Linked DNA regions of Homo sapiens: region 2 is linked to region 1. Evidence: chromatin loops called from intact Hi-C (ENCODE). Cell type or tissue: dorsolateral prefrontal cortex. All regions are shown on one strand. Each heading gives the region's core, and the rest is flanking DNA. Links, peaks and the distances in the headings are about the cores only.

Evidence for each region. Peaks named below come from ENCODE experiments on the same cell type or tissue, not always from the same donor. Only the 100,000 strongest peaks of a DNase experiment are listed, where the experiment ranks them.
Region 2: it touches region 1 in a loop (2.0-fold over the local background); 3 of 110 quality-filtered maps call a loop at or near these places.

What each region holds. Positions count from the first base shown.
Region 1 is chr12:80,159,704-80,171,500 of GRCh38, reverse strand. The region is part of intron 1 of OTOGL (otogelin like); the gene reads right to left. Among named protein-coding and RNA genes, the nearest start is that of OTOGL, 66 kb to the right of the region's middle. In dorsolateral prefrontal cortex, for the core only: no CTCF peak of the experiment used is centred there; no DNase peak of the experiment used is centred there; H3K27ac peaks cover 1,272 bases.
Region 2 is chr12:80,048,746-80,056,745 of GRCh38, reverse strand. No RefSeq gene overlaps it. Among named protein-coding and RNA genes, the nearest start is that of OTOGL, 47 kb to the left of the region's middle. In dorsolateral prefrontal cortex, for the core only: no CTCF peak of the experiment used is centred there; DNase peaks (open chromatin) are centred at 425 and 3,535; H3K27ac peaks cover 4,326 bases.

The DNA.
Region 1 (11,797 bases), core at 2,005-10,004:
ATACCAACACAAACATAGTCAATTGATATTTGGCAATGGTGCAAATGCTGTTCTTTTCAACAAATGGTGCTAGGACAATTGGACTTCCACGTGCAAAACAAAAAAACAAACAAAGAACCTCATCCAGGAGTGGTAGCTCATGTCTGTAATCCCAGAACTTTGGGAGGCTGAGGTGGGAGGATTGCTTGAGGCCAGGAGTTTGAGACCAGCCTGGGCAACATAGTGAGACTCCATCTCTACAAAAAAATACAAAAAAAAATTTAGATGGGCATGGTGGTGCATTCTTGTAAGTCCCATCTACTTGAGAGACTAAGGCGTGAGGATCACTTGAGCCAGGAGGTCAAGGCTGCAGTGAGCTCTGATCATGCCCTGCACTGCAGCCTGGGCAACAGGATGAGATTCTGACTCAAAAAACGAAATTAATCCTAACCTATGACTCACAGTTTATACACATACACATACAAACTCAAAATGGATTATAGACCTAAATGTAAGATGTGAAACTATAAAAATTGTGGAAGAAAACAAGAGAGAAAATCTCCATGCATTTGTATTAGACAAAGAAATCTGAGGTATGCCACCAAATGCATGATCCATAAAAGAAAAATTGATAAATTAAACTTCAGCTAAATTAAAATATTTTGTTCTATAAAAAACACTGTTCAGAGACTAAAAGGACAAGCTTTTGACTGGGAGAAAAATATATATAACTGACAGAGTATACAAAATAAAAAAGAAACTCTCAAAACTCAGTAATAAGAAAAGAAGGCTGGGCACAGTGGCTCACGCCTGTAATCCCTGCGCTTTGGGAGGCCGAGGCGGGAAGATCACCTGAGGTCAAGAGTTCAAGACCAGCCTGGGCAACATGGTGAAACCCCATCTCTTCTAAAAATACAAAAATTATACGGGCATGGTGGCAAGCACCTGTAATCTCAGATACTCAGGAGGCTGAGGCAGGAGAATCACTTGAACTCAGGAGACAGAGGTTGCAGTGAGCCAAGATCGCGCCACTGTACTCCAGCCTGGGCAACAGAGTGAGACTCCATCTCAAAAAAAAAGAAAAAGGAAAAGAAAAAACCAACAAACTATGAGTAGAAAATATCAAGACACTGCACCAAAAAAATATACCAATGGCACATAATCACATAAAAATATTTTCACCATCAATAGTCATTAGAGCCATGCAAATTAAAGTCACAAGGAGATATCAGTATACATGGACTGGAATAGCTAAAAAACAACACACATACACACACACATACATACATACACACACACACATACATACACACACACACACACACACACACACACACACACACCCCTGACAAAGTGAGCACTGGCAAGGATGCAGAGCAACTGGAATACCCATACATTCCTGTTGGAAATGTAATGGTATAACCACTCTGGAAAATTGTTTGACAGTTCCTTACAAAGATAAACATCCACTTACCATATGACCCACTCATTTACTCCTAGGTATTTACTCAAAAGAAATGAAAGGATATATTCACATAAAAATCTACATGTGAATGTTGATAGTAGCATTATTCATAATTTCCAAATTGCAAATAACTCAAATGTCCTTTAATGAATGGATAAGAAAATTTTGGTGATCCATACAATGGAATACTACTCAGCAATTACAAGGAATGAACTATCGATATATGCAATAAGGACAGATGTGTCCTGCTAAGTGATAGAATCTAGATCCAAATATTACATACTGTATGATTGCATGTAGGTCATGTTCTGGAAAAGGCAAAGCTATAAGGACAGAAAAAAGATCAATTATGGCCAAGGCTCAGGGACAGAAGAAGAGTTTGACTACAAAGGAACATCAAAAGGAAAGATTTGGGGGTGACAAAACCGATTTATTGTGATTGTGGTGATGGTGACATGACATTATTCATTCTCACAACTCATAAAACTGCATAGCAAAAAAAATTGTGTCACACTATGTAAATTTAAAAATAAAACAATAGCTAAATGCAATTAAATAGATAGGTTAGGACTATAGAATGTGTGACCTTAATTAGTAAACGAGAAGGAGCAAACAGTGAGTTTTGAGCAGGATGTGACACAATCAATCCCAAAGTTCAAATTCCCGGATTAAATTAGAATTTGGAGGAGAGGGGACAAGAATGCTAAACACAAAGGAAGGAAGACCAGGCAGCAGCTACTGCAATGGTCTAGTCATGTCATAATGAATGACATACTGTGAGGATGGAAATGGAGGGATGAAAGAGGAGGTGCTGAAAATATCAAGAAGATAAGGTTCTAGGAAAAGGAAAACATGAAAAAAATGAAAGGTTATTCACAGGTTTCAAATTGAGTTGACTAAGCCAATAGTAGTATCTTCTGCAAAGGCAGGGCAATCTGAAATATTACACTGTACACTGTTAGAAACTGAGCTATTCTAAGAAAAAAAAATCTAGAAGGCAAACAAGACTATAGCTCTAGATATCTGAAGTACAGAATGAGTTGAGGAGATTGAGCCACCAGTCTAGAGAAGATATGTGAAACTTTGGGGATGAATAAATGCCCAAGTTAGCAGAAAGAAAAGGAATGGAAATAACGGAGAAGCAAGGAAAGGGAAAGATGATTACAGAACCCTAATTAACATCTGCTACAGATACATACTCATTTTCCTAATTGCTTAGAGAAGGTTCTGTTCACCAAACTAGAAACTAGTTTCTCAACTCCTATTTCTCTGTCCCCTGAAAGAAGATATCATAACTTACAAGATAAGACACTTGGCATTGAGGTTCATGATGAAGATGCCCTATTAGGAAAACAGTCAGAAAAATCTATTAAACAATATCTTCCACGTCTGCCAACAATGACTGCCAAAATAAAGTTACTTATTACTTCACAAAGTAACTCATATTTTTCCAGGACAAACTTATTACAGCCTTTTCTTCATTCTTTTTAATTTCATACTTTCTTGCTGATGATACGGTGCAAAGTGATGAGGAACATGAAATCCATCAGCAGTTGACTTTTATCATTTTCATATCTTAATTCCCCAGTATGGTTATTCTGTGATCCCCCCAAAAAATAGCATGATTTAAATAATGAAATATGACATAACCCTGGTTGAACTATACGTGGACAAATTGTTCTCTTATAGGCTATATTTTTTAAAAATATCTTATAGAGTGAAAGAATGTTGCTAGGTAAACAAATGAAAAAACATTAGGATGAGTTGAGCATTTTGTAGTGGAGGAACTTTCTCCTTATTAGGGTTGAAAAAGTTTGTAGCCTGAAATCCCAGCACTTTGGGAGGCTGAGGCAGCCAGACCACTTTGAGCTCAGGAGTTCAAGACCAGCCTGGACAACATGGCAAAACATCATCTCTACAAAAAATACAAAAATAGCCAGGTGTGGTGGCGTGCGCCTGGAGTCTCAGCTACTTGGGAAGCTGAGATGGGAACATCTCTTGAGTCTGAGAGGTTGAGGCTGCAGTGAGCCGAGATCACTGCACTCCAAAAAAAAAGAAGAGAAGAGAAGAGAGGAGAAGAGAGGAGAGGAGAGGAGAGGCAAGGAGAGGAGAGGAGAAAAGAAAAAAGAAAAGAAGAGAAAAGAAAAGTTTGTAAAGGATTATGAGAGATAATTCTCAAGTGACTAGAGTGTACTTTCAATTTCTCAGGCTTTTTGCACTTATTTTCCATTTTTTTCCGCTATGTGGTAAGAGGCTAAACAAAATCAACTCTGAGGTTTCCTGCTGTTGATTTTCTTGAGAACGAGAAAAACAGTGTTTATCAGATAAATTAGATGTGTGAAGTTATGCTTCACCATTATTTTATAGCTTAACTAGAGACAAGTGAAATATTAAAAGGTAGAAAATCAGATGATGACATTTTCAAAATAATTTTTGGCCAGATGAACATTCCTAGAAGAAAAAAATTAAAATTCTATAATTAGCATAAAATATTTTAATTATAAGATTATATTACCCAAATTAATATCTATCTCACTTTTATTTAGGTTCTCAATAGTTCTTACTTTGTTTAATGAAACTAACTCAGTTTATTGCCTTGCTTCAAGTCTTGCACTGATTCACTCAGTCCTCTATAAAGGATTCTTCCAAAAATAAAATCTGATGATATTATTCTTGATTTTTAAAAAAGCCTTCCAATTACTCTTTTAAAAAATCAAAACCAAAATTTTTAGCCTATTACACAGTCGCCTCACAATTCAGCCCTCAACTGTCTTTGGAGAATCTCCACCTCCCCACCACTCCCACGGACTTGCACCCTTCACTCTACTAAGGCTGAATTGTTCGCCATTTGCTGGTAAATCTGTTTCTTTTCCAACTCCGTGACTGTTCCCAGGGAAAAGACTAGAGCTAGAAGAACAGGGCATTTGCTTCAGCACAAAGTTTAAAGGGATGCCAAAAAAACTCAGTCATCAAGGGAAATATTTTATGCAATATTTTAAAAAATCAATGCAAAAAAAGATAAAATATCAAAATTTAAAATAAAGGCAATATCAGTTATTCCTCCCCGAAATTCATTCTGCCTAGGAAAGTCTTACTTAAATATGATGACTTGACTTAAATATTTCTTCTCTGAGGAGTCTCTCCTACCTTCCCAGAGCACAGCATTTTTTTCTGCCCTCTGACTCTGTTGCCATAAGTCTCCAATTCGTGCTTTATTTATCTCACCATGTACTCCTCTGAACTGTGAGAATTTTTAAACCATCTCTGCATCCCAGTGATTGATATACATTAGGAATTCCACTACTATCTGCTATTATATATGAACAAATAATAGGTTACAGTAAATATAGTGAGATATATGGAATTTGGAATCAGAAACAGAAATTCCAATTCCTTATCTACAATTTATATATTTGTTAATTTTATGGAGCAGAGTAAATCTCTGAGCCTGTTTATCTTTGGAATGGAAATGAACTTACTTCTTTGGGGCTTTCAGAAGTTAGGTATTTATCAAATCTTTTGAAAGAGAGGCCAAATAGAATAGACATTTATTCATTCACGTGAATTCCAGTGAAGAAGGTGAAAAGAGAGAAAGGACAATATGGTTTACTTGGCAAAAAGAGCTACATCTTTGAAAATAAGAGCAAGACTTAGATTTATGACTTAGATTACACAAATGAAAATAATTTGTGAAAAATCAGCATTTAGAGGAAGAGCTTGTCTAATAATGTAGAAGGTGAATTTTAAATATGTATGCATGTGTGTATGTATATTGTCATATTTAAAATAAAATATGTAGAAACAAAGAAAGAATGAAAGAAAGGGAAGAGAGGGAGGAAAGGAGGGAGAGAGAGAGAGAGAGGAAGAAGGGAGGGAGAGAGGAAAGGAAAAGCTACTATACTACACTGTACATGCTATCTTTAATATCTCAGAGAAGACAAATAGCAACAATAAAAAGCATCTTGCAAACAAAAAGGAAAATGTATGAAAATATATATTTAAAAATTGGGTATCACTAATCCAGCAAATCTTGTACTCAGAAGGAAAGCACATTACCACCATCTGTCTCTCAATTCACATATTGGCTTTACAGCAGGAAGGTGTATCAGCCAGGGTCCTGACAGAACACAGATGGCACAATCAGAAGGAGTAACTGAAGAAGGATTAGTGAAGGGACTATGTACAAATGTATGGATGGGATTAAGGGAAACCAACAACTATTGATGAAGCACCTCAGGACTGGCAACAGTGGAAGCTATTACTACATTTAGGCCTAAAGGGGTAAGAGAAGGAGCAGTTACCAGAACTCAGGGCAGCTGTAGCTGTAGCTGTAGGAAAGGTCTGGGTGCTGGATGGGATCTGTGACTTGTATAAATCCAGCCACTGCCAAACCTCAGGCCCGCAGGGCAGGAATCAAACTCTCTTCCCCCTTACTGGTGCATCCAATCAACTAAACTCAAATGGAAGACAGAAGAAACAGAGCTCAGTTGATCCTTTTCATAGAGGTCAGCCTGAGATAAAAAGCAAAGTAGATAGTGCAAGAAAGAAGAATGTAAATTACTGCAGGTGGGTGGAAGGAACAACTTGAGAATATCCAGTTTCCAGACAGCAGAAACCTTTGTCATATATCTCTGTACACACATCCCACAACCACTAACTCATCACCTCAAATCAGATATAATACTTTGCACATAGTTGGCCCATGATAAATGCTTAATGAATAAAGAACACAATGGTATATATGTCCACAGCAAAGATTAGAATAAATGGAAAAGATCAGAAAATAGGAGAGAAGCAAAGCACATGTCATTTCAATCTCTTTAGATCTTCTTTCCAGTTTTACAAATCTCTAAAGAATCCTAGGAGAAGAAAAAGTACTGGACAGACATAAGACAAGAAATATCTTGCAAATTTTTTCAAGACCCATTTAGCACATGCCTCCTACTCTAGTATCCCACACAGGGAGAAAGCGCTATCATGAGACTATTTTCTGATTTTATTTATTTCAACACCATTTCCTCATTTTATTTTATGCCAGTCCCCTTCTATCCTTGGAATACCCTCTCTATTCCTGTCCATTCATCTTTGTTGAATATCCTCTTCATACCAAGAAATTTCCCCTTTTTTCCTCCTCTACATTAATGCACAATCAGTAATGCACAATAAATCATTATGTATATATTTGCAGAACCATGAGCCAATTAAACCTCTTTTCTTTATAAATTACCAAGCATCAGGTATGTCTTTATAGCAGTGTGAGAATGAACTAGTACACTGGGTCATCTCAGTGTCTCACAGATCAAAGACGCTGCCATGGGCTCATGAAGTGGTGTCACCCAGATACAGGAGCCAGCCTGACAGTCTCACTGAACAGGGATGCGTTAATACAACATCAACAAGGATAATGACTGCAATGGATTAGAAGACTCAGGGTACATCAAAAGCCATGAAACAGTCAGAAATGAACATGTGGCCATTATTACCTACCTTAGAGAAATAAAAGGATTATAAGACAATACTATGAGCAATTATATGTCAACAAATTCAGAAGCTTAGATGAAACAAATTCCTAGTAAAACACAAACTACAATAACTGACACAAGAAGAAATAGAACATTTGAACAGACTTATAACAAGGAAAGAGACTGAATTCTAATCAGAACCTCCCACCAAAGAAGACTAGAGGACAAGGTGGCTTCACTGGTAAACAGCACAAACATTTAAACAAACACCCAAAATTATTTGCTTTGTAATGGTCTTCTAGTTTTTTAGGTATGTATACCCTGAAATAGTACCTTGAAGGAGAAGAGGAAAGGAATCTAACAAATTCAAAATATACTACATGATGAAGTTTTATAACTAACATCTCCATATTCTTCACAATTATACAACAATATAGATATCGTTAATCTCTGCTTATAGGTGAAGAAACTGAAGCTAGATAGCCAATTTTCACAAAGTTACACAGTAGAGCCAAGATTTTGGGTACCCTATTCTTGAGGGGAAAAGCACACATCTTATAAATTCCCACCTTCTATCTCTCAGTCCCCATCTTTCATCATTTGTGGTAGATTATTGGCCTCAATTCTTCATAGCCTCCCCTTTTATCTGTGGCCTTTGTCATGTGACTTCATTGTTTCTCCCATTGAAGAATGAGAGTATATCCTTCTCCTTTACCTTGGGCTCAGCCCTTTGACTTTACCAATGGAATATTAGCAACATAGCATAACTAAAAGCTTGGAAAATGCTTGCAACAGTTGGGCTTGCTCTCTTGCTCCTCTGTCATTGCCATAAAAACATACCCAACTGGGCCCATTGATCCCAAAAGAAAAATGAAAGACATGAAGGACAAAGCCAAATCACCCCAGCCAAGGCCAGCCTAGATCAACTGAGAGGACACGAGAGAGCCTAGATGACATTAACAGTCACCCAGCTGAGCCCAGCTGAGATCAGCCAATCCTTAATTGACCTGCAGATCTAAATAATGCCTGTATAAAAAATGGCAGCAATAAAAACTCTGATTTCAAAGTGCCTCCACTATGCCATATTATTCCTAAGCCTGATACTAACTACCCCTATGATCTCAGAAACGTTGATCTGCTTGAACATCAATTCTCCATTGTGAAAAGGGAGACTGAATTTCTCCTACAATGGTCTCCAAATTCTGATATTCTATAATTTTTATTTTTATTTTATTTACAGAGAGGATTCTGTCATTCCACTATTTGTTTCCTCTTTCTCTTTCTTCTCTCCAAATGATAATGCAATGGTATACAACAGAATCTCATAAACTATTTGTTCATTATTTCACTTATTTAATAAACTTACAATATGTTGGGCATAAGAACAACTGTATGTTGGGCATAAGACAATGCCCTATCATCAGCAACTTATAATTAAGTTAAATAAAAGTTAATTATGACAAATAAATAAAATAAAAACTCTCCTGGAATTTTTTTTAAAAAGTTATTGCTTTTACTGACAGATAGATAATTATGATGTATCCAGGCTCCATTTTTTTGGAAAGAATATCTTTAGTCTAATAGTAAAGAGGACCCAGTGAACAAATCATCATCTTTCCATTGATTATTAATTTTCCTCCTTGAAAGAACTGTCTGTGTCAGCCTATCATCCAGGAGTTCCATCCCACATTCTCAGCAGTGGGGGCAAGGGGTGCATGAGTCATATGAACACACCTATAATGATTGTGTCCACCCCACCCCCCACAAGAAAAAACCCATATTGGAGTTCTACGCCAAGTACCTCAGAAAGTAACATTATTTGAAGGTATAGTCTTTACAGACCTGATTAAATTAAAATGGGACCAGGAGGGTGGGCCCTCATCCAATATGATTGTGTCCTCACAAAAGGGAAAATTTGGACAGAGACAGACATGTACCCAGGGATGACTATGTGAAGAGACAGGGGGAGATGACGGCCATCTACAAGCCAAGCAGAAAGGCCTGGAACAAATCCTACCCCCACAGCCCTCAAAAGGAACCCACCCTGCTGACACGTTGCTTTCAAGCTTCTAGCCTCCAAAACCCAGACAATAAATTTGTTTTTTTTAAAGTCACTCAGTTTGTGGTATTTTCTTAAGGCAGCCCTAGTGAACTAATACAGGTGTCCTTGTGTATACTTATGAGAGCTAACTTCACTCTAGCCACAGGAGACCCACTTAATAAAAAGGAACTAGTTGTACATTTGAAAACTGCATTTGCCTATAAACAAAGTCACCATCTCTATAATTAGAGAAGTGCATCTGTTTCTATGATACTGCAATTTCGATGGTACTTGAGCAATGACAAAAATATGACTGTGGTTTTGTGATTGCCATTTCTCAAAGGAAAAGGATAGATGTCTATTTAATAAACTACTTTTGAGGAATAAGAATTTTCAGATCACCTTAGAATGATAATTCCAAACTCACAAGGAATCAAAACCATAAAATCACTTTAGAATTTCTTTTCATAACTGTGTATTCATTCAATTTGTAATTCTGGAACTGTGGCATATGTGCTGGGGAAGTGAATTTGTTAATATGAAAATAGCAGTTTCTGTTCTTAGTTATAGGAATTTATTTAAATCCAAACATTGGCAAAGCTTTTGTTTTGAAGAGCTTTACCAAAGCAAACCTATCAGTTCTGAAGTCTGATTTCTATATGCTAATTTCAAATGAAGAACATACTTGGAAACGCTTTTCTCACAACCTTATGACTCCATAAATGACTGTAAGAAAGCAGATATTCACATGCTGTCTTCATAACATTCCATCATTTCCAGATGGCTTTAATATTTGAGCTCCCCCGTATGTCCTAGCTTAAAAATGTCCTCTTATCCCAAACCTTGCTCCTCCCACTATCTTGTATATTTCTACTAACGGTAGCACCGTTCTTTCAGTGCCATGAGAACTTAGTTATCTAAGATACCCTTCCCTTCCCCTATATTCAGTTAATTACCAAATACTATAGATTCTATATTTGTACTTTATTTGCCGTACCACCAACCCATTTCAATTTTATTTGCCCATTCTATTAAAGCAGCCTGTTGAATGTATCCCATCTCCAAAATTTGTCTTATCAAGCCAGCCTACTTAGTTTAATGTTCTTTTAGCACAATGTCATTTAAGTTACTCTTCTACTCAAAATTTATGAAAGGTTCTCAATTTCTTATCAATATTATTCAACATTAGGTAATTTTTTATAATTTATATCCTACTTATTCTCATTTATCTCCTCCTCCTAGTTACAGTTTTTCCACGTCTCTCATTTTTCCCTTTTTCTACATTTTTATTTATACCTTTCTCTTTTTAAAAATTTTTTTATTTCCACAGGTTTTGGGGGAACAAGTGGCATTTGGTTACATGACTAAGTTCTTTAGTGGTAATTTGTGAGATTCTGGTATACCCATCACCCAAGCAGTATACCCTGAACGCAATTTGTAGTCTTTTATCCCTCACCCCCTTCCCAGCCTTTCCCCCGAGTCCCCAAAGTCCATTATGTCATTCTTATGCCTTTGAATCTTCATAGCTTAACTCCCACTTATGAATAAGAGCACACAATGTTTGGTTTTTCATTCCTGAGTTACTTCACTTAGAATAATAGCCTCCAGTTCCATTCACGTTGCTGGGAATGCCATTAATTTGTTCCTTTTTGGGGCTGAGTAGTATTCCATTGTATATATACCACAATTTCTTTATCCACTAGTTGATTGATGGGCATTTGGCCTGGTTCCATACTTCTGCAATTGTGAACTGTGCTGCTGTAAACATGCATATGCAAATATCTTTTTCATATAATGACTTCTTTTCCTCTGGGTAAATATTCAGTAGTGGGATTGCTGGATCAAATGGTAGTTCTACTTTTAGTTCTTGAAAGAATCTCCACACGGTTTTTCATAGTGGCTGCACTACTTTACATTCCCACCAGCAGTGTAGAAGTGTTCCCTTTTCACCACATCCACACCAACACCTATGATTTTGGTTATTTTTTGATTATGGCTATTCATGCAGGAGTAAGGTGGTATTGCATTGTGGTTTTGATTTGCATTTCCATGTTAATTAGTGATGTTGAGCATTTTTTCATATGTTTGTTGGCCATTTGTATATCTTGAGAATTGCTTATTCATGTCCTTAGTCCACTTTTTGATGGGATTGTTTTTTTCTTGCTAATTTGTTTGAGTTCCTTGCAGATTCTGGATATTAGTCCTTTGTTGGATGTATAAATTGTGAAGATTTTCTTCCACTCTTTGGGTTGTCTATTTACTCTGCTGACTGTTCCTTTTGCTGTGAAGAAGCTTTTTAGTTTAATTAAGTCCCACCTATTTACTTTTGTTGCATTTGCTTTGGGTTCTTGGTCATAAAGTCTTTGCCGAAGCCAATGTCTAGAAGGGTTTTTCCTACGTTATCTTCTAGAATTTTTATATTTTCAGGTCTTAGATTTAAGTCCCAGATCCATCTCAGATTGATTTTTGTATAAAATGAGAGATGAGAATCCAGTTTCTTTCTCTTACATGTGACTTGCCAATTATCCCAGCACCATTTGTTGAATAGGGTGTCCTTTCCCCACTTTATGCCATTGGCTTTGTCAAAAATCATTTGGCTGTGAGTATGTGACTTTATTTCTGGGTTCTCTATTCTATTCCATTGGTTTATGTGCCTATTTTTATACAAGTACCACGCTGTTTTGGTGACTATGGCCTTATAGTATAGTTTGAAGTCAGGTAATGTGATGTCTGTAGATTTGTTCTTTTTGCTTAGTCTTGCTTTGGCTATGTGGGCTTTTGTTTGGTTCCATATGAATTTTAGGATTTTTTTTCTAGTTCTGTGAAGAATGATGTTGGCAATTTGATGGA
Region 2 (8,000 bases), core at 1-8,000, 110 kb after region 1:
TGTCGAATAAATAGAAATGGGGGCAGGGAGGGAGAAGAAACTGATAGTGTAAGGTTGATAATGAAGTGAGAAGGCATGAGCAGACAGTTTCCAAAGCACAGGTGGAGGGATTGGGCTTAAATGAGAAGGATACTCCCTAGACTAAAATAGGAGGAAAAGAGAAGAACATGAGTCCAGATGGAACTGTATGGATTTGCTAGCAGGAAGCTGAGGGAGTTCCCATCTGATGCCTTCTATTTTCTTCGGGAAGTAGGAGGTGAAGTCATCTGCTGCAAATGAGGAGGAGTTAAGAATATTCGAGGTTTGAATAGAATGTAGAATGTTTAAAACAATTGTTGTAGACAGAGGAAGAGAATTTACCAGAGACACATGGAAGAACTGGCAGGCTGAACAGGCCCCATGTGTCGGCACCAATCTGCCTGTATCTGCTCCACTGTTGGGAGACTATCTGTGGCAGTGCCAGGCTGTTCGAGTGTAGGCATAGAGAAGGAATACAGATGCATTCATCCAGGTTTGGACATTTGTCAGACAAAGATAAAAAAAAATTTAAGACAACAGGACTAGGGAGTTGAGAATATTGGTGAGAGTGTTATGCAAATAATGGACTGTGGAATCTAAACTAAATAATAATAACGAAAAGATCAACAGAGATAAAAAGATGAGAGCTGATGGACTTGGGGAAAATAAAGAGGCCAGCATATGAAAGCAATACTTTTCAAGATTTGGGGATCATGTCAATATGCAGAATATGATTCAGGTCTGCAGGTGAGCCTGAGATTCTGCATTTTTAACAGTTTCCAAGGTAATGCTGATAGGCATTAGAACTTCAATATGATCAAAAGTAGTTTTTAATTTGAGAGAGAGAGAATCAAAACTGCTATTACATTACTAGAGTGGTAGCAACTGAACTCAGAACAAACGATGAATGGGGTTCCATGAAGGACACTTTCCACAGCTACGAGGAAGCCTCCCTCTGATGCTGCTCCTCCAGTCACTTCTTTACGAACTGTATCCACAAACAAAGTTACCTGAGTGACCCTCTGTCTTGCTTCCCTAAACAAATCTAACTAAAGGTAAGGCCTTGCTGGTCCTCGTCAGCTAGATTGTAGTTCAGTAATAGTGATAGCAATAATTTACCCTGTTACTACGGACTCAAAAAAGGGTAGACTCATTTTTAAGAATAATTCAACTGAAATTAGGATTTTAAGATGAACTTCCAACACATCTCAGGAGCCCAACAGGGAGGGTAGGCCAATCCGTAAGGTGATTAAAACAAAATGAGCATTTTGAGTTTTAGGCATATGTGAACAGTAAGGAGGAGCAGTGAAAACTGTTGGAACTTCTAGAAAGAAAGACCCTGCTCTGACTTAAGAAAAACTCAAATCTAGATGGCTCAGAAGGAATTATCTCACCTCTGGGTAAGGTGATATACATGGGCCCACAAAAAATCCATTTTTCTGTCACTTACTATGAACCAAACCTTCTCAAGAAATTGTAACTTGACTTCCATTTCCCAAGTAAGCAGCCAAAGATTTTCTCTTTTGAAAAGAGACGAAATTCTGAGTGAAACAAATCATTGGTGTTAATATTCAAGCAACAACAAAACAATAAATGAAAACAATATTTGTAACTCAAGGTGAATTGATCCAACTCAAATTTAGGAGAAAAAGTAAGGTTATATTAAACCAAGATAATAATATCTAATTTTACTGTTAAACGTTAATCATGCCTGATGTTTGATATTCTTTCAATCTCGGCCCATATAATGAATTTTTCTTGGAAATGTAGTAACTAAATAATAGTAAATGTTTGTTTTGAAGAAAAAGTCCTAACTTTTTATGGGAGAGAAATAACAATTGAATAGAAAAACAGGCTATAACCACACCTTCAAAAATGGAACTTTCTGGACCACCAATAAGCCCCCTTACCTAGACACAGTTAAGTAATAAGTATATATAAGTAGTAAGTCATAGTGTAATAAGTTTTCTGGCGAAGTATTCAGGAAGCAGCATTGTATAAATGGCCCTTTCAAATCTAAAATCTATAATGAAGTGACAAATGGCACAAACATATGAGGATTTACTTGCCATTCAATAATAGTTTCATTGCATTAACCTGAATAAATAAGAAACATGGTTGCTCTCCGCACCATGACCCACTAGCAAGGCAAACATAGAGAGCAATAGGTTTTCCTGATGCTCCACAAGTCACACAAACTAGGCAAATGCCCATTCCATGCGTACTCTTGCAAAGCCTGTACATTTTTTTTTTTTTTTTTTTTTGAGACGGAGTCTTGCTCTGTCGCCCAGGCTGGAGTGCAGTGGCGCGATCTCGGCTCACTGCAAGCTCCGCCTCCCGGGTTCACTCCATTCTCCGGTCTCAGCCTCCGGAGTAGCTGGGAAGCCTGTACGTTTTTTAATGGAAGTCACTATTCAGATAAATCAGACATTTAGACTTCAAGAGGTGTAAGAATTCCTCAAACTGACCACAGGTTGTTCTGGGAAGAGTATCTGTGATAGATGGGTAAGAGGAGATGATTACACAGATTCTTGCATGAGTAAAAAAATCTGATTCTCTTAACTACTCAGTTCAATTTCAGAAGAAAAGCTTGTCGGTATCAAATGAGTTAGTTCTTTCTTGATAAATTAGAGAAATCTTACCTTGACAGAAGAGTAGACACATTATATTCTCAGTTGTGTAATGGCATCACTGGATTCCAGGGCACTCACTGATAGAAAGTTTTATATGCCATTTTCATGGGGGGAAAAGTCCTTAATGGTATGTCTCACCTAAAAGGGAAAAGTTGCAGTTTGGCAGGTTTGGAAACTTTGTGACTACGGAGCTAGAATTAAAAACTTGCACTAAAGAGAGAAAAAGTATAAAATATGCTCTTTCTCTCTCTCTCTCTCCTCCATCCCCATATATTATTCAAAATAAGGGCTTTGTTTTCGGTTTTGGTGTTTTCATTTTCTAACCTCTTAATAAATTACCTGATGCTTTTGCTCAGACCGTTCTCAAAATAGGGATCACAAATTAAAATACCTACAAGGGTTAGGCAGATAAAGCAAAGGAGTGAAGTCATTTCTGTCAAATTTAACAAAATGTTCAGTGGGGAGGACTTGGCAGCTTGTAGACTGCATGACCCATTGAAGCGTCTTAGCAAGTACTCACCTCCAGTCAGTTGTCACATACAGAAATGCTGGCTTAGTGTTGCCAAATATACAAATTTTCAAGATAAACAGTAAATCTGAATTTTTATGTACTGTCTCCTGGATTTTAAATTTGGCCACATTTCAAACATTATTTGGAAATGTGTGGGGACTTCTAATCAAGATGGTTTAGTGAGTTCGTAAATTACCACACCCCTCTGTTCTAAACATTCAGCCATGATTGGAAATATATAAAAAGATAAAAGCATTATGACATTAGCTGGGTACAAAATCAAGATAAACATCTCCATGGACCAGAAAAAGAACAGAAAGCCAACGCAGTGAGCAAGGCTCAGAGAGATGACTGGCCAGAACTGGGCACTCTGCCTGAAGCTGCAGCTGGGTTGGGACTTCCAAAAACACGTAGGCAGTTTAAAAAACAGTTCACTTGCTGTTAGGAACTGTGGCTTACTGGGACTCATTGGACCTGAGAAAGTGGGAGAAAAAAGACACTGCCTTGAAACAAGGACCACGATTTCCAAATATAGATCAGGAGCCCTAGAACAACTCTACAGATTTTCTAGATATCGCTTACCCAACTTGTAGGATAATACCTTAATCATAACTTTTCATTCATCTACTCAATCATGTATTCAACAACTATTTCTTGAGCAGCTACTAAATGCTGGGCAGTGTTCTGGGTGCTGGAGAAAAATGAGTGCACAAAACGAAGTCCCTATCCTATTGAGTTTACACTTTAGTTGAGGGAGAGGGGCCAGTGTGGGAAACAGATCACAAATAAACAAGTGAATACATAATGTCTGAGGGTGGAACTGCTAGGAAGAGAAAATAAGCTAAGGTAAAGGGGAAGAAAAACATCAAAGAGGGAAGGAAGGATGCTGTTTTATAAAGAGAGCTAGAGAAGACCTAGTGAGAATGTGATATTTAAGGGAGCCAGTTATAATGACATGGGAGACAAGTGTCCCAGGCAGATGGCACAGGAAGTTCAAAGGCTTTAAGGTAGAGACATGCAGGGTAGGCTCAAGGAATAGCAAGGAGATGAGTGTGATGAGAGGAGTGAGTAAGAAGAGTGGTAGGAGCAAAAGTTAGAATTGGAGCAGAAGGCCAGATCACATAGAACCTTCAAAGCCATTTCCATGTTTGTGACTTTTTATTCCCAGTGAGATGAGAGACCACTGTGGGGGTTAGAGGTGAAGAGAAACATAATATAACTAATGTATTAAAAAGATAACTAGGACAGCCTTGGTGAGAAAGGACTGGAGTGAAGGACAAGGAGCACGGAAAGAGGCAAGGAGACAAATTAAAAGCCTATTTAAGCAATCCAGACCAGAGATGATGAGGGCTTGGACCAGGAGGGAAGCAGTGGAGGTGGGGAAACGTTGTTATGGTCTGAAGTTATGTTGAAGACAGAGACAAGAGGATTGTTGTTGGATCAGAAGGATAGTGTGAAAGAAAGAGGGGAGTCAGAAATTATCCCAGATTTTTTTAAAGAGAACTATAAAAACTATAAAACTACTAGAAGAAGACATAGGGTAAACACTCCAGGACTTTAATCTAGGCAAAGATTTTATGGGTAATAACCTCAAAAGCACAGGCAACAAAACCAATAACAGGCAAATGGGACTGTATTAAACTAAAAAGCTCCTGCAGGGCAAAAGTGAACAATTAACAGAGTAACGAGGCCACCTATTGAATGACAGAAAATATTCCCAAACTACTCATCTCACAAGATGCTAGTATCTAGATTAAACAAGGAACTCAACCCAAAAGCAAAAAATAGAAACAAAAACAAATAATCCCCTTGAAAAATGAGCAAAGAACATGAATAGACATTTCTCAAAAGATATACAAATGGCCAACATATACATGAAAACATGCTGAATGTCACTAGTCATTAGGGAAATGCAAATCAACGCCACAATGAGATATTATCTTACCCCAGTTAGAATGGCTATTATCAAAAAGACAAGAAATAACAATGCTGATTAGGATGCAGAGAAAAGGGATCTGTTACACACTTTTGGTGGGAATGTAAAGTAGTACAGTCTCTATGGAAAACAATATGGAAATTTATAATAAAAAAAAACCTAAAAACAGAACCACGATATGATCCAGCAATCCCCTCTACTGGGTATTTATCCAAAGGAAAAGAAATCAATATCTCAAAGGAATACCTGTACCTTCATGTTTGTTGTAGCACTATTCACAATAGCAAAATATGTAATCAACCTAAGTGTCCAGAAACAGAATGGATGCAGAAATTGTGATAAACACACACACACACATACACACAATGAAATACTAGTCAGCCATTAACAAAAATGAAATCCTGCCATTTGCTGCAACATGGATGGAACTGAAGATCATTATGTTGAGTGAAATAAGCCAAGCACAGAAAGACAACTATTACATGTTCTCACTCATCTGTGGGAGTTAAAACAATTGATCTTATGGAGGCAGAGAAGAGTGATAGTTACCAGAGGTAGGGAAGGGCTTGTAAGGGTTGGGGAGGATAAGAGACTGATTAATGGGTATAAACATACAATTAGATAGAATCAATAAAATCTAATGTTCTATGGTAGAGTAGTTATAGTTAAAAGCAATGTATTATATACTTCAATATAACTACAAGATTCAATATAACTACAAGAGAGGACTTAAAATGTTCCTAACACATAGAAATGATTAACACATGAGGTGATGGATATCCTAAACACTTTGACTTCATCATTACACACCCTATGCATGTAACAAAATATTACATGAACCCTACAAATATTTACAAATATTGTGTATCGATTAAAAATCAGCCTATGAATAATCATTAAAAAAGAGAGATGGCGTCTTTATAGGTTGCCCATGCCGAAGTGTAGTGGCTGTTGAGGCTGAATCATTGCACACTACAGCTTCAAACTCCTAGGCTCTAGCAATTCTCCACCTCAGCCTCCCAAGTAGCTGGGACTACAGGCAAGTGCTACCACGCTTGGCTACAACTCCAGACTCTTTGGCCTCTGTAGCTGGAAGACTGATATTGCCATTTTCTGAGATTGGAAAGTATGAAAAAGAGTAAGGTTTGAGGTTGGAAGTTGGATAAGAATCAGAGTTGAAGATGTGGGCTTGTGAAGTTTGTGGTATATAGAATATATCCAAGTGGAAATTTCAAGTAGGAATCCCAAGGGAGAGGTCCAGGTTATGGGAAAAAATGTAGAGGTCATCAGTAGATTAATGGAATTTAAATCCATGAGACTAAACAAGATCAGAAAGGGAGAGCATGTATATTTACGAGTAAGTCCAAGTAGCACACTCCAATCACACAATCTGAGAAGACTTTAACAAAGGGTCTATTTAAATAGTGTGGCAGAATTTCGATAAAGAATAAAGGATGATGTATTACCCCAACACCAGGCAGCCTAATGGGTCCAGGGGAAGGAGGAATTACCAGAAACCCAGAGAAGGTAGCTGAATAGAGATGCTCCCCTTGACAAGAGCTGTAACCTTTAGTCAAGGGAGGCAACCCAGCAGTAAGGAGGCTAGAGGAAGCAATACTCTATCCCACTCTCCTCCTAAGCTCCAACAGAAAGTCAAGGGCAAAGAAGCTGTTGATATGGTGTGCTTGAATCACCTCTTAGAGCACAAACCAAAGAAGAGGAGGGGAGAAAGAAAATATGGGGAGGCAAATAAAAGAGATCCAAGCACAATCAATAAACAGGAAAAGAGACCCAAGAATTGAGCCCTAGGGAATTCCTGTTTTGTTTTGTTTTGAGACGGAGTTTCGCTCTTGTTGCCCAGGCTGGAGTGCAATGGCACAATCTCGGCTCACCGCAACTTCTGCCTCCCAGGTACAAGCGATTCTCCTGCCTTAGCCTCCCGAGTAGATGGGATTACAGGTGCCTGCCACCATGCCCAGCTAATTTTTGTATTTTTAGTAGAGACAGGGTCTTGACATGTTGGCCAGGCTGGTCTTGAACTCCTGACCTCAGGTGATCCACCCGCCTCGGCCTCCAAAGGGAATTCCAGTTGTAAAGGTCAAACAGATGAGGAGTGTGGTAGGAAGAATTGTAAGATGACCCCCTAGAATTTCTACTCCTTGGTGTTGATGGCTTGTATGGTCCTGCCCCTTGAGTGTGGCAGGACCTGTGACTTGCTTGTAGACAACAGGGTATGGCAATGTTGAAGGGATTTCAAGATGAAATCAAGATCCAAATTAATTGTTTTGAGTTAATCAAAAGGAGATGTTCCTGGTGGGTTTGACTTAACCAGGCAAAAGGTCTTAAAAGGGGGGATGGGGAGGGGACTAGGTTGACCTTGATGTAAGAGACTCTCTTTGTGGTCTTGAAGTATGCAGCTATGCTGGAAAAGCCAGTGTAGCAAGGAATTAGTGTGATCTCTAGGATCAAGAGTGGTCTTCAGCCAACAACCTCCAAAGAGCCAGGCCCTCAGTCATTCATCCACAAGAAAATTATTTTGCCAATGGCCTGAGTGAATTCAGAAGCAGAATCACCTCCAGTTGAGCCTCCAGGTAAGAATGCAGTCCAGCCATATCCTTGATTACAGTCTTGTATGACCTTGATCCAAAGGCCCAGTTAGACTATGCCCTGACTCCTGACTCATAGAAATTGTGAGATAATGTATCTGTTTAAAGCCCACTAAATTTTTGGTAATTCCTTACACAACAAGAGAAAACTAATATAAGAAGAAACCAGCAAAAAAGACTGAGAAGAAGAACCAGGGAACAGGAGAACCAAGAAAGTGGCATTCCAGAAGTAAATTGAAGAAAATATTTCAAGAAGAGAGTTACAGTTGTGGCAAATGCTTCTGATGGTTCCAGTC